2 separate regions of the Homo sapiens genome follow, and region 2 is linked to region 1. A link is a contact called in ENCODE Hi-C or POLR2A ChIA-PET data. All regions are on one chromosome and are shown on one strand. The core of a region is the stretch at or near the end of the contact, and the rest is flanking DNA. Distances in the headings are between cores, read along the strand shown.

Region 1 (6,611 bases), core at 80-2,579:
TGCAGGGCTCCGTTGCACGTGGACTGGAGAGGGGTCTGTTTACTTCTGGCCTGGACGTAAGGAAGGGCTCTACCGCAGTGGCTGCCCAAATCCCCCTCCCACCCACCACCCACCCCGGGCCCTGGCCCGCGTCCTCTACCTTTAGGAGACCGCAGTCCGTCTAAGAAGCACGCGGGGACACGTCCATTGAAAGAGCGTCCACATGGAAAAACTCTGGTCAAAGGACCTGGCGCAAGGACCGAATGTCCGTTCCTTTTCTTTGCCTCCTCCTTCTCCCGGGTGCCGGCCGCGCAGTCTCTCTTTTCACGCTGGGAACAGCGTCTCAGTGTCGGGCAAGGCCGAGGAGTGGAGGGGCGGTGGGGCTCGGAGATGGCGAAGCAGGCTCCGCTGGGGCAAAGGCACCGGCGCAAAGTGGGGTGCGCAAGTTATTCTCCCTGCAAGTTCAAGAAGTCCCCAGCCAAGTGCTGACACACAACAACAGCGAGCAGGGGGAGGAGTGCGGGGCAGGGAAGGGAAGGGAGAAAGGAGAAGCTGGTGCTGTCGTCCTCCTTAGGAACCAGCGCCCGAGGGACGCGTGGCCCCGCGCGGGGCCGGCTCCGGGACTCGGGGGTCGAGGGTCGGGCGCTCCGCGCTAGCTCCGCCGCGGCCCATGGCTCGGGGCAGCCATCCTGGGCGACGCCGGGTCCAGGGAAGGGCACGGCGGCGATCTCGGTGCCAGGCGAGTTGCCCCCCCGCATCACTCTGCCTTACTCCAGTGCACCCCCATTCGCGCTCGCCAGTTGAAAGCACCGCGGCTCTGGCGCCCCGTCGTCCTCGGGCGCATTCTCCGGCGAGTCGAGCCGAGTCCCGGGCCGCCGAGGCGGGTGGCTGTGCTCTCCCCTCGCTCTCCTAGCCCTGGGGCCAAGTGCCCTTTGTGGCTAGCCTGGGGTCCGATCACACCTCGGCCAGCGCGTCCCAGGCCCCCGATCTCCTGCAGTAGGTGCTCCGCATCGCGGCGCTAGGGATCGGCTCCGGAGTCCCCGGCGCTCTGCGCGCCCGTCCGCGGCTCTGGCGCAGCCCGGGCAGCAGAGGCCACGGCGCTGTGGCGCGCTCTGCCGGGTGCTCCAGCCCGCGCGGGGTCTGCGGCGCGCGGGTGCCTCGCGGTCCCCGGTGATCCACTCGGCGCTGGCCCCGAGAACGTTCGGGTAGCCGGCGGAGGCTGTGGCGGCAGATGTGCGGCGGCGGCTGCCAGTCCCCGGCGGGGTGTGGGAAGCGGAGCGACTAGCGCAGCGCGAGCCGGGCGCAGCGCGGCGGGGCGAGGACTCCGGCGGCGGCGACGGCGGCGGCGGCGCCGTGGCGCGGCGCTCGCGGCTTTTAAAGGGGACGCCGCCTGCCGGCTCCCTCCCGGCCGCGGCCGAACACCTCCCCCTTCGCGGCGCGGCTCGCCGGGGATCCCCGAGCGGGCGGGAGCTGCGCGCAGGGGTGTGGACGGCGCGCCCGGGCAGCCGCGGCGGGGTGGGGCGGAGGGCGGGGGCGCGCGGCCGCCAAGGGGGGCGCTCGCGCCTCCACTCCCTGCTCTCAAAGGAGAGATCAGCTGGCGCGCCGGACCCTCGCGGGGACTCTGGAGGCGAAATCCAGGACAAATGCAGGGTCAGGGTCTGGCCTCTTATTTCCCCGCTGGGCCCGTTATTCAACTTTCAGTTTGAAGTTTTTCGGTAATATACGATTTCAAAAAACAAAACAAAACAAAACACCTCAATTACAGCGTATTTTGGCATAGCATAGACGTGGGATCCACGCTTCTGTTTCCCCGGAATAGGAGGAAAATTAAAAGAAAACAGCAGGCTGGAAATTGAGTGTTTTTAAACATTAATACATAGAGATGTATGTATTTACATATGTAAATGCATGTGTACAAATTTTTTTACATAAATGTGTATGCATTTATTTTCATATCCATACGCATGTAAATTTATAGTTACATAAATATATCCAATATACAAAAATATGTGCATATATTTCTATAAATATATTCATGTATGAGAATATATGCAACCGAAGGGCCACATTTCGGTTAATATGTCTATGTATGTGACATGGATGTCATCCTGCTTTACGTGACATGTGTGTAACGTAGACTGCGTGTGTGGCAGACTGAAGGATGGATGGGAGGGATTTGATTTTTTTATTGTACAATCACTTTGTGCCTTGTGATATTTATCTCACCCAGCTCAGAGGCAGGCGATTAGCAGCTCAGAGGAAGGTAAAATAACGCACTGTGTGAACCAAGCATACAGGACAATTCCAGTTTGGGACCTTGGAACCTTCTACGCCACCCTCTTCCACCAGGCCCCCAAGAAGTAGGGCTGTGACACGTGGCCAAGTCACTCCTCAGCTGAATATTCACTGAAGTCACTCCTCAGCCGAAATACTGCTCAGAGCTGCTGCACGATGAGTCTGGGGCCAAGGCTTTCTGCCCTTCCCAGGATTCCAGGAGCCCCCATGCACAGCACCTCGGGCTTGCCCAAATGATCCCCAAAACCAAGGGCAGAAAATTTTTGGAAAAGGCCAAGTTCTGCTTTCCCAGAGCTATCGGGCCTGCGAAACAGAGAGAAAAAAGTCAGAAGCAGGAGCTGGTAATAGAACTATTATCCATGTGTATTATTTTTTCGGTAGGGGAGCTAAAATAATACTAGGTTCCGCTCACGTAAATCGGATTAGCAACCCACAGAGGCGAATTAGGCACTTGCTGTTTCTAAAGGTATAAAGGTCAAATAAGGTATTTTGGAGGAAGCCTGACTACCAGGAAAATAAAAGGGGGTGGGGGAATTATTCAGGAACATGCTACTTTATTTCCTGAAAAAAAAAAAAAAGGTGCTATAGAAGTTGATTGTCACTCAGAGTCATTGCACCGCAAACAAGGAGGCAATAAAACATATCCTACTCATGGACACAGGGCTTCTGAAATTATTTCCTTTCCTATCAAGTTTAATTGAGAAGTTAACAATTGTTTCTCTCATTACTTAGATTTCAAAAACAAAACAAAACAAAACTTCAATGAGATTTAAGTAGCTTTTAAAGAGGAGGAAAAGTTGATAACTATTGGATGCACCCGAAGAAAAAATAAATAAATATCCTGTGATGACCTCAAGGATGTCTTGCAGCTTTAGAACTTCATAACCTGGTAAGTGGAAACCTTGTCAGTTTAGAATCTGAGGGAAAATGGGTACTTCTGAACACTGTTTCATGTTAGTGCTGCCCATTGCAGAATCTCTTTTATGTAGGGTGTATGATTTCTGAGGAACTACTGAATGCTTGTTCCAAGCACAACTTACATAAATTTTGGCCCTATTTTTTTTTTTTTAGAGATGGCTGCCCTCTTGTGGTGGAAATGAGTTCGAACGCTTGAAAGAAAGAAGTCCATAAATAAATAAATAAATAAATAAGTAGTCTCCAGAGACTGATTTGGGATCGAAGTACAGGATGACTGTACCTACCCGTTTTCCAGGGAAGAGCAATAGTCAGAAATGATAAATCTAAATACAGACGAGCTATTTCTTTTTTTTTTCTCTCTCTTCACTAATGGCTACCTTCCACCTGCAACTTAGAATGCTGGGTTATTTAATACTTTGGGAGAGTGTCTGTTTGCCTTGAAAATATCACTTGCAGCTAACCATTGTCAATTCTACCGTTTTCAAAGGTCCATTCAAAGTTTTTCAGTTCAGAGGGTGAGATTCAGTCTTGCTGAGTTTATCAGACTTAGTGCATCTGCCAGCAAATGTGGAAGGGGCAGAGGTGGGAGTGGGGAGTTGTTTAAGATAGGGATAGTAGAAGTTGCAAATTCAAATGCATCAGAGGGTACAGACAAGTTATGTAAAAAAGCAAAGATGACCAGATAATGATTCCACATAAAGGAGGTTGTTGCTATTCCATTTCAGTCATCTCTTGGCAGTTTCTCAGGAGATAGTGGAAATTTGCATTTGATTGTGTGTGGACAAGACTCGGGATGAAATTAACTGCTTACAGTCATACTTTAGCAATTTTAGCACTTCAGCTCACATGATATTCCATTTTATTGCATTCTGTAGCTATTAGCATTCAGTATTGTTCTTGCTAGGCCAAACATTATGCAAATCAACATTAAAATAGTGATCCCCATGTATTGTAAAGTTCACAGCAGGCATTACGTGATCCATCTACCTTGTAATTGTCATTCCATGGAAACCTGTGGCAACTGCCCTGAGAAACCCTCTTTGCTTTTTAGCATACATATCGCTTTGTTACAAGGGTGACACCCATAACCATCCCTACTTACTTTACCTGGATGAAGTTTTTTTTACAGGAACTTGGAGCCAAGGCAAAAGAGAAGCATTTAGTCAATCAAATGTTTTCCTTTTTGGTGTTTGATTAGACATGGTAGAAAGGATGGGAGAGGTGGAGTGATTTATATCAGAAACTAGGCCAAGTTGGCCAAATCAGGATCACTGCTTTCAGCAAGTACCAACTACATCTTCTTAAAAATTAAAAAGAATGAATTTTGTGCATTGATTAGACTGTCACACAGTTTAAGATGTACACCTTAAGTTATGTCTGTAAACTATGTTGATAACACTCTAAGATGTAGTTGGGTGACCTGGGTTCTAATTCCTGGTTCTGTCATGGATGACTGACTTTAAAATGGTCATTTCATCTGTTAATTGGGGTAAATAAATATATGTTTGCTTGCTTCAGACTGACATGATGAAGGTCAAATGGATAACATGTGTGAACTTAGTTTCTGATTGCTACTCACTCTATGTATCTTCAAATGTATTCTTTGGCCTTCTGTCTGCAATATGGCCTGGTTTTAAGAAATAGGACTTTGGATGCCTTTCTTCTCCTCCTCTTTCTCCTCCTTCTCCTTCTCTTCTCCCAGCTTTTATTATATTGCCAAACAGTGGATATTTCATCAGAAAGGCCACCAGTTGGGTCAGTCAATCTAAAGCAGAGGTCCCCAACCATTTTGGCACCAGGGACCAGTTTTGTGGAGGAAAATTTTTCTACAGACCAGGTTGGGGGTGATGGTTTCAGGATGAAACGGTTCCACGTCAGATCGTCAGGCATTAGTTAGGTTCTCATAAGGAGCATGCAACCTAGATCCCTCATACATGCAGTTCACAGTAGGGTTTGAGCTCCTATGAGAATCTAATGCTGCTGCTGATCTGACAGGAGGCAGAGCTCAGGCAGTAATGCTCCCTCACCTGCCCCTGGGGGTTCCTAACAGGCCATGGACAAGTACTATTCATGGCCCGGGGGTTGGGGACCTCTGATCTATGGCAGTAACAAATTCTCATAGCCTCGGCTCCCTCATGAATACTCTATAGAGACTAACAGTTGACTTCTCATGGAGGTTGTGAAGAATAAATGAGAAGATATGTGTGAAGACAACAAAAGGTTGCAAATTTGTATTACTATATACATGCAAATTAAGGCCATCGGTTCTGGTTCTCGAAAGATGTGAGTTTATCTTATGTGATTTTCTTTTGCACTTGGTAGATTTCAAAAATATGGGTTGAATGAGCACATGCTTCTGGAAAATGATTATAGTCTTCAAAATAAGACTCCCCTGAGAAGCCTGTTGGCTTTTTAGCATGAGTAACACTTTGTTACTAGTGCAACACCCAATACCGGTTCTGATTACTTTACCTCCATGAAATTCTTTCATGGGAACCCCGGGAGCCACAGCAAAAGAGCAGCATTTAGTCATTCAAATGTTTACCTATTTTGCATTTGATTAGACATAATAGGAAGGATGAGTGGAGTGGGGTAATTTATATGCAAAGCCTAAGCCAGGCCAAATTGGCCAAGTACGATTGTTTTAAATATCCACTACATATTATTTAATTATCATATACTAATACATTTGCATACCTTGTCAATGATATTAAAATGTTTTGACTTTCTGTTAAATAGACTGTGAAGAGTCAACTATAGTATTTCCTTTTACATACAGTCTACAAATATTTATTGAGCAACTACAAAGCCCACGGCACTATGTTATTGGGCTCCAGTTAATACAAAAGTACATAATCTCTGCACATAATTTACTTAGAATTCAATGGAAGAAATGCAACATGTTTACGGGTAAATACATATAAAATATATGGCATATGAGATAAGAACTTTAAGGGAGTTGAGAAACAATTGCTTCAGGTTTAATGAAGAGCAACTCACTTCTGAAATGTGGAACAAAAACCTTGCTCAGTGAATGTCACTACCCTTATTTTACAGGTGAAGAAACTGTGCTTGGAAAGGTTAAGTCATTTTTCCAAAGCCACATGGCTAGCAAATGGCATAGCTTACACTAGACTCATGTTTTGGGAGTTTGGGGCTTTTTTCCCCACTATGCTTATGGTCTCTCAATTCTATACAGTGGTAACAACTCAAAGCCAAGACATCATGTGAAAAAAATGTAGGATGTTGTTTTGAGGAGTACAAAGAGGTAGTTCAAATTTGGAGGTGGGGTTGGATAGGGATAAGACTATACTAGAAATTAAGACTATTCTTTAGACTGAGCCCCAGTAGGGAAATGATGGCATATTCTAAAGGGGCAGTTGAAAAGAGTTGAACAAAGGAACATTGTACAAAACTGT
Region 2 (6,769 bases), core at 3,774-6,273, 860 kb before region 1:
AACATTTGAGTACACTTGAAATCTCATTTATGTTAAATACAAAAACTCTCAGTATATTAGGGAAAATGATCTTCTTCAACTTGATAAAGAACATCTATGAAACAAATGACAGTTAACAGGATATTACTGCTGACAGACTGAATGCTTTCCCCATAAGACTGGAACAGGTTACTACTCTTATGTAACACTGTACTGGAAGTTATAGCCCCAGCAAAATAAAATGAAGAAAAGAAATAAGTAACAAAGGAAGGCATTTAGATTGGATTGGACAGGAAGAAGTAAAATTTCCCCTATTTGCAAATCACGTAACTGAGAAAATCCCAAGAGATATATACCAAAAAATTCCAGAACTTTATAAATGAATTCAACAAGGTTACAAGATTCAAGATCAATAAACAAAAACATTAATAACATTTCTATATGTTAATAAAGAACATGAACATGTGGAAACCAAAACAAAAACCACAATACTATGTACAATTACATAAACATAACAAATCATTTGTAGACTCTATATACTGAAAATTATAAAATATTGATGACAGAAATAAAATATGACCTCATAAATGAGAGACATACCATGTTCACATATTTGAGGACTCAACAAAGTAAAGATGTCAATTATCTCCAAATTATTTATAGGCTTAATACAATTCCCCAAAAAATCCTACCAGGGTCTTTTGTTGTTGCTGGCATGTAAAACTTACTTTAAAACTTATATAGAAAGATGCTGGTCAAATCATAGCTAAACTTTCTTGAAAATAAAAACATATTCTGGGAGACACCACTCTATTAAATGTTAAATTCCACTACGTAGGTCGAGTGTGGTGGCTCAAGCCTGTAATCTCAGCATTTTGGGAGGCCAAGGCAGGAAGACCACTTGAGTCCAGGGGTTTGAGACAAGCCTGGGCAACACGGCGATACCCTGTCTCTAAAAAAACACAAAAATTAGCTGGTTGTGGTGGCACATGCCTGTAGTCCTAGCTACTTGAGAAGCTGAGGAGGGAGGATCACTTGAGCCCAGGAGGTCAAAGCTGCAGTGAGCTGAGATAGCGCCACTGCACTCCAGCCTGGATGACAGAGATAGACCATCTCAAAAAATAAATAAATGAATAAATAAATAAATAAATAAAAATCACTATATAGGTATAGTAATCAATACAATATGCTATTGGTAAAGAGATACACACATAGACAAGTAAAAGGAGATTCCAGAAATATAACCACATAAATATGACAGACTGATTTTTGACAGAGGAGGAAAAGAAATTCTTTGGAGAAAAGAGTTTTTTTCAATAAAATGTACTGTAGCAATTGAACACGCATAAGCATTTAAAAAAAAATCTCAATTTAAACCTCACACTTTATACAACAATCAAAAATAAACTAAAAGTGTGTTAAACACTTAAATTTAAAACCAAAAACTATAAATCTTCTGGGAAAAAACCCAGGAGAAAATCTTCAGATTTAGGACTGGGATAGAGTTCTTAGAATTGACATAAAAATAATGACTTATAAAAGGAAAAATTAATAAATTGGATCTCATCAAATTCAAGATTTTTCTTCTGTGAAAGACTGTCTTTGAAAAACTAGAGATGAAGAGAACATATTTGCAAATTACGTATTCAACAAAGGGCTACTATCTGGAATATATAATGAATGCTCAAAATCAGCCTCAAAAACAGAATATCTTGAACTGACATTTCACCAAAAAGAATATACAGATGTCAAATAAGCACATGAAAAGATGTGGAACATCATTAGCCATTAGAGAAATGCATACTGGAACCACAGTGAAGATATCACTACACACCTATTCTAATGAATAAAATGTTTAAAACAGTGATAATGCCAACAGATGGTAAGCATGTAGGGAAACTGAATCACTCTTATTGCCATCAGGAACATAAAATGGTATGGCTACTCTTGCAAAGGTCATGGCGGTTGCTTACAAAACTAAACATGCACTTACCATACAATCCAGCAATTGCATTCTTGGTCACTTATCTCAGAGAAATTAAAACTCATGTTGACACAAAGACCCGTATATAAATATTCATAGTAGTTTTATTTATAACAGCCCAAAATGAAAACAGCACACATATTTTTCAACTAATGAATGGCTGGGAAAATCTATGCAGCATACATAGCAGGGAATACTGCCCAAGAATAAAAATATCAAACTACTGATATACACAATGGTTTGGATGGATGACCAGTGAATTATATTGAATGAAAAAGCTAATCTCAAAATGTTACATACTGTATTATTCCATTGATACAACATTCTTGAAATTACAAAATTATGGAAGTGAAGAACACATTAGTGAGAGCCAGGCTTTAGAGACAGGAGGGTTTGACGAGAGGGAGGTGGATTTGATTCTCAATGGTTAATAAGAGAAATTCTTCTGGTAATGGGATTTTTTTTCTGTCTGTATTGCATCAATGTCAATATCTTGGTTGCGATAGTATATAGTTTTACAAGATGAGGAAAAGTGAGTAGTGTATAGGAGATCTTTCTTTCTTTCTTTCTTTTTCTTTCTTTCTTTCTTTCTTTTTCTTCCTTCCTTTCTTTCTTCCTTCCTCTCTCTCTCTCTTTTTTTTTTTTTTTTTTTTGCATCTTGTTCTGCCACCCAGGCTAGAGTGCAGTGGCGTGATCTTGGCTCACTGCAGCCTCTGCCCCACCAGGTTCAAGCGACCTTCATGCCTCAGCCTCCTGAGTAGCTGGGATTACAGGCATGCATCACCACGCCCAGCTAATTTTTGTATTTTTAGTAGAGACGAGGTTTCGTCATGATGACCAGGCTGGTCTCAAACTCCTGGTCTCAACCGATCCACCTGCCTCGGTCTCCCAAAGTGCTGGGATTAGAGGGTGAGCCACCGTGCCCGGCCAGATCTCTGGATTATTTCCTTTCTTTCTTCCTTTTTTTTTTTTTTTTTTTTTTTTTTTTTGTTCCAGAGACGGAGTTTCGCTGTTGTCGCCCAGGCTGGAGTGCAATGGCGCGATCTCAGCTCACTGCAACCTCCGCCTCTCGGGTTAAAGCAATTCTCCTGCCTCAGTCTCCCCAGTAACTGGGATTACAGGCACCCACCACCACAGCTGGCTAATTCTCTGTATTATTTCTTACAACTACATGTGAATCTAAAATTATCTCCAAGAAAAAAGTTAACTTAAAATAGTGAAATGCATAATTCTCATACAAATATATATTTAACTTGCATCAAATATTTTATACAATTCATTATAATGAAGGAACCAGTAAGATACTAGATGGATTCAAAGAAGAATTTGAAGAACACACACACACACACACGAGTCATACAGGCAGTTATGAATGACTAAGTTTTCTAATGAATATAAAATTGGTTACTCCCTTATAGGTCAATAACATGTAATTTTTGGTGTAATCTTTGTTACAGGACTAAAAATCAGAAATCAATTATATCCCAATGGGGAGAAACTTCATATGTTCAAGAATAATTTGCTTTCTTATTATTTTTCTGCAAGCTGTCTTCCACTCCTATATAATTGTGAAATATTAGGTTGGTGCAAAAGTAATTGCAGTTTGGGGGATTACTTTGCTGGCAAAAACTGCCATTACTTTTCCACCAACCTAATAGCTTGGTCCATAGATAGCTATAGTCAGAGTGTTCCCACAGAGTTTGCTAGTCAACACTCAGCATTGTGTGAAAAGTACACCCTATTACTTCTATTGCTTATTTTCAAATTTGGGGAAAATTTTCTTACACATGTATTGAGCACTTCTGGCATGCTGTCGGAGGAAGAGTCATAATAGTGAAATGACTTAATGGAAGCAAAAAAGATGATATTTCTTACAGATTCATGATTAAGTTTTCCTCAGTAGTTACCTCATTTCTTTGTTGATCTTAGATATCATGAAAGAGGACTATAAGAATTATCAAAAGAAGGACAGTGTACCTTTGCCATTTCCTATAAGAATGAGGAAATGGCAAAGTTTTACTATTGTCTCTTCATCTCACTGTTGTTTTGGTGATATCTTATTATAAAAGTCACAATACCAGTTTAGATGGTCTAGTGGGAGGCTGCAATATATTTTTTCCAAAGTAATAATAAAGAACATTCACTGTTTACTTTTTTAAGTGCTATTCTGAATGTTTCACATTTATTAACCCCCATGTTAGGTGCTACGATTAACCCCATTTTCAAATCAGGAAACCTAGACAGAAAGACACTAAATACTTTCCTAAGGTAATATGGCTTACGGGAGAGAATTTTAATCTAGGAAGTTCGAATCTATATTCTGCACTTACAAATGCTGTGCTACAGCTTCAAGTCCTCAAGAGACTGTGCCTCATTTATCTCTCCTACTCTTAGTAAAGTTTTCTTGAAATAGAAATCCACAAATTTGACCTGTGGTAGTTCCCCTGAAAATACTTTTACTAGGTTCATTCAGCCATAAGTATGTTACACTAGTATTTAGGAATCTTAATATGAAATGACAATTCGAATGAGTTAATACAGGACAGATTAAACAAAAATCCATAATTTGCACCTATATTATTATTTACCGTTTCTTTTAGATGGTGCATAATGTACTATATATACACATAGCAATGTAGCCACTACACTGGAGATTTTTCAGTAACATGCAAATTATGAATATAAAGTGGACTTGTTTGAAATGTGTTTCACAATGTCGAGTGAATAAAATGTAAACCAGAAAAAAAAATTAACTGCAAATTAAAGTCAAATGCTTTTGGCGCTTAATGAGTGTTAATCAGCAATGGTAGTAATTTCCGTACATTATTTCATGTCACAGAGCTTGTGCATGGAATATTGGCTTCTTGCCCTCATTGTCTTTGGAATGTGGAAACTATTAGAAATCATTGCTCGTGCAAGGAAAACCTACCATGATGTTTTAGGAATTTCAGGAGGCTATGAATAATATAGGTTGAGTAAGGAAATGAATAATCATGTGGCTCTTTATAGTTTTTGTTTTTCTGAGTTTGAAGTTACAGGCTTGGCATGTTATCATTCTCATAGCATTTTTTTGTGACTAAAAGCTGTTTACTTAGTAGTCACAGGCAGCTGGGGGATACTTCTAGTTGTTTTTTCTTGCTGAAAGGAAACATAGGAATGCTATAATATAGTGATCTCTTAATGATAGAGAAGTTCACCAAACACTTATCTGATGCACACATCTTTTGAAGTCCAGATTCAAAAAATCTGGAGAACATAGACTATCAATCAGAACTTTTTATTGCAGCTTACTTGGCTGGCAATGTCTTAATACCTGAAGTCACACAACTGAGGTCTACTGGAAATGAATTTCTACCCAACTTTGTCTGGCTGCAGACCTCTGCTTACCAGTGTCTTCCCTCATTACCAAAGTAAAGACTTTGTCATATGTGAAACAGCCCAAAAAGCAGGACTCAGACTTCTTCTCTATGGTAATTCTGAGCTCAGTCTTGGGAGCCTCCTGAGCTGAGACTGGGTTTTGCAATGTGACCTACCTTGACCTAGCAGGAGGCCAGGCCATAGCTGCTTCTGTCATTGCCACATAAACCCGTTCTACCTTCTTAGCCATAGTCCCAGTTACTTCTAGTAAATATCAAATGCAGGAAAACCAAAGCAGCAGAAATACAGGAGTAATTAAGTAAACATACGCCTTTAAAATACATTTTGAAAAATGTTATCTAAGATTTGAGAATTCTGAGTTCTCAACTTGGAGCAAAGCCCAAAGAAAGGAATCAAACCCTTGGCTTTATTATATCTTAATTCTTACTGCCTCAAGGTGACAAAAAGATGAATCGTAATGTAGTAGACTCTGTTAGTGTCTTGTCAAGATTCCATTTACCTTCCAGTGCACCCATCTCCCAGCTCTTCTGCGAGTTCACTGTTCATGGCTCACAGCTGCCTTCTCTTCTCAAAACTTCACCTTGGTCAGTGGGAGCCATGCTACCCAGCAATATCTGAGGAGTTATACTCTCATGGGAGACAATGCCTGATAGCCAAAGGGTGAATGATGAGAGGGCACCAAAAACTCTCCACTTGTAACAAACCCTGCAGGCTATTCACGTTTCAAAGTCCTCCAAGGAATCAGGCTGGGGCTAGACTTCATCTGGAACACCTATCTGGATAGCTGTTGCTTCTTTCCTTTATTCCTCTCTTTCCCTTATAGGTTTCTCCTGATAGAACATCTTTAGTAAATTATTTTCATAGGCTCATGCATGTGCTTGCACACACACACACACACACACAAATATGACAGCCTCTGCTTCTAGGGAACTTGACCAAAACAAATACTCTGGGAGCTATCAAGGAATAACAGTAGGCGGGGGATAAGTCTTCATGTAGAGGGAGAGAGATGAAAAAAGGAAAAGAAGTTGTATTTAACAAACAAAAGAATAAGTGAAGTTACTTCTTGTCCAGCTCACAGAATCCGGAATGCTCTTAATTTTTAAATAGATGTATTTAATTTTCTCCAATGAGAAGTTAAATGCCTTTGATAGCATATTGTCACTGGAAATATATATTTTAAAATTTGTGAGCTACAAAATAATTTATACAATTAGAAGCCTTTCAAAAGTAGGCATCATGGATACGCATGGTAGGAAGGAAGCTTAGCAGTTCCTTACAGGTAGGCCTCAAGACATTTCTAAGAATTGGGTGTCTTCTCTTTTTTATAAATTCTGAGATAAGAACATTTATAACAAATTCAGCAACTTATTTTGATAATGAGTCTCAAAGCCTGAAAATTATTCATTTTAACCTAATACAAGGTGC

The links. Hi-C counts contacts between places; a loop is a spot of excess contacts on that map. ChIA-PET counts read pairs that join two places held with the same protein, here RNA polymerase II (POLR2A).
Region 2: a loop to region 1 is called in a map of endothelial cell of umbilical vein, with 2.4 times the contacts of the local background. The contact joins the enhancer-like site here to the promoter of BMP2 in region 1. A Hi-C loop is called at or near these places in 1 of 168 maps with a recorded cell type or tissue (endothelial cell of umbilical vein). POLR2A ChIA-PET finds 5 or more read pairs at or near these places in 2 of 52 experiments (A549 and activated naive CD4-positive, alpha-beta T cell).

The regions. Positions count from the first base shown.
Region 1 is chr20:6,762,404-6,769,014 of GRCh38, reverse strand. It overlaps BMP2 (bone morphogenetic protein 2), which reads right to left and starts at 1,329. Exons shown (of 3, transcript NM_001200.4): 1 at 140-1,329. LOC105372517 (a long non-coding RNA gene) reads left to right here and starts at 1,531. Exons shown (of 4, transcript XR_937229.2): 1 at 1,531-1,694; 2 at 2,210-2,615; 3 at 3,007-3,163; 4 at 3,346-3,422. RefSeq lists cis regulatory regions at 650-824, 1,465-1,564, 1,571-2,361, silencers at 1,196-1,245, 1,336-1,385 and promoters at 275-1,434, 824-1,465, 275-5,153.
Region 2 is chr20:7,626,630-7,633,398 of GRCh38, reverse strand. No RefSeq gene overlaps it. Among named protein-coding and RNA genes, the nearest start is that of MIR8062, 260 kb to the right of the region's middle. Within about 2 kb of position 5,023, at least 2 of the 41 ENCODE cell types and tissues checked have a DNase peak (open chromatin) inside an H3K27ac peak, as active enhancers do.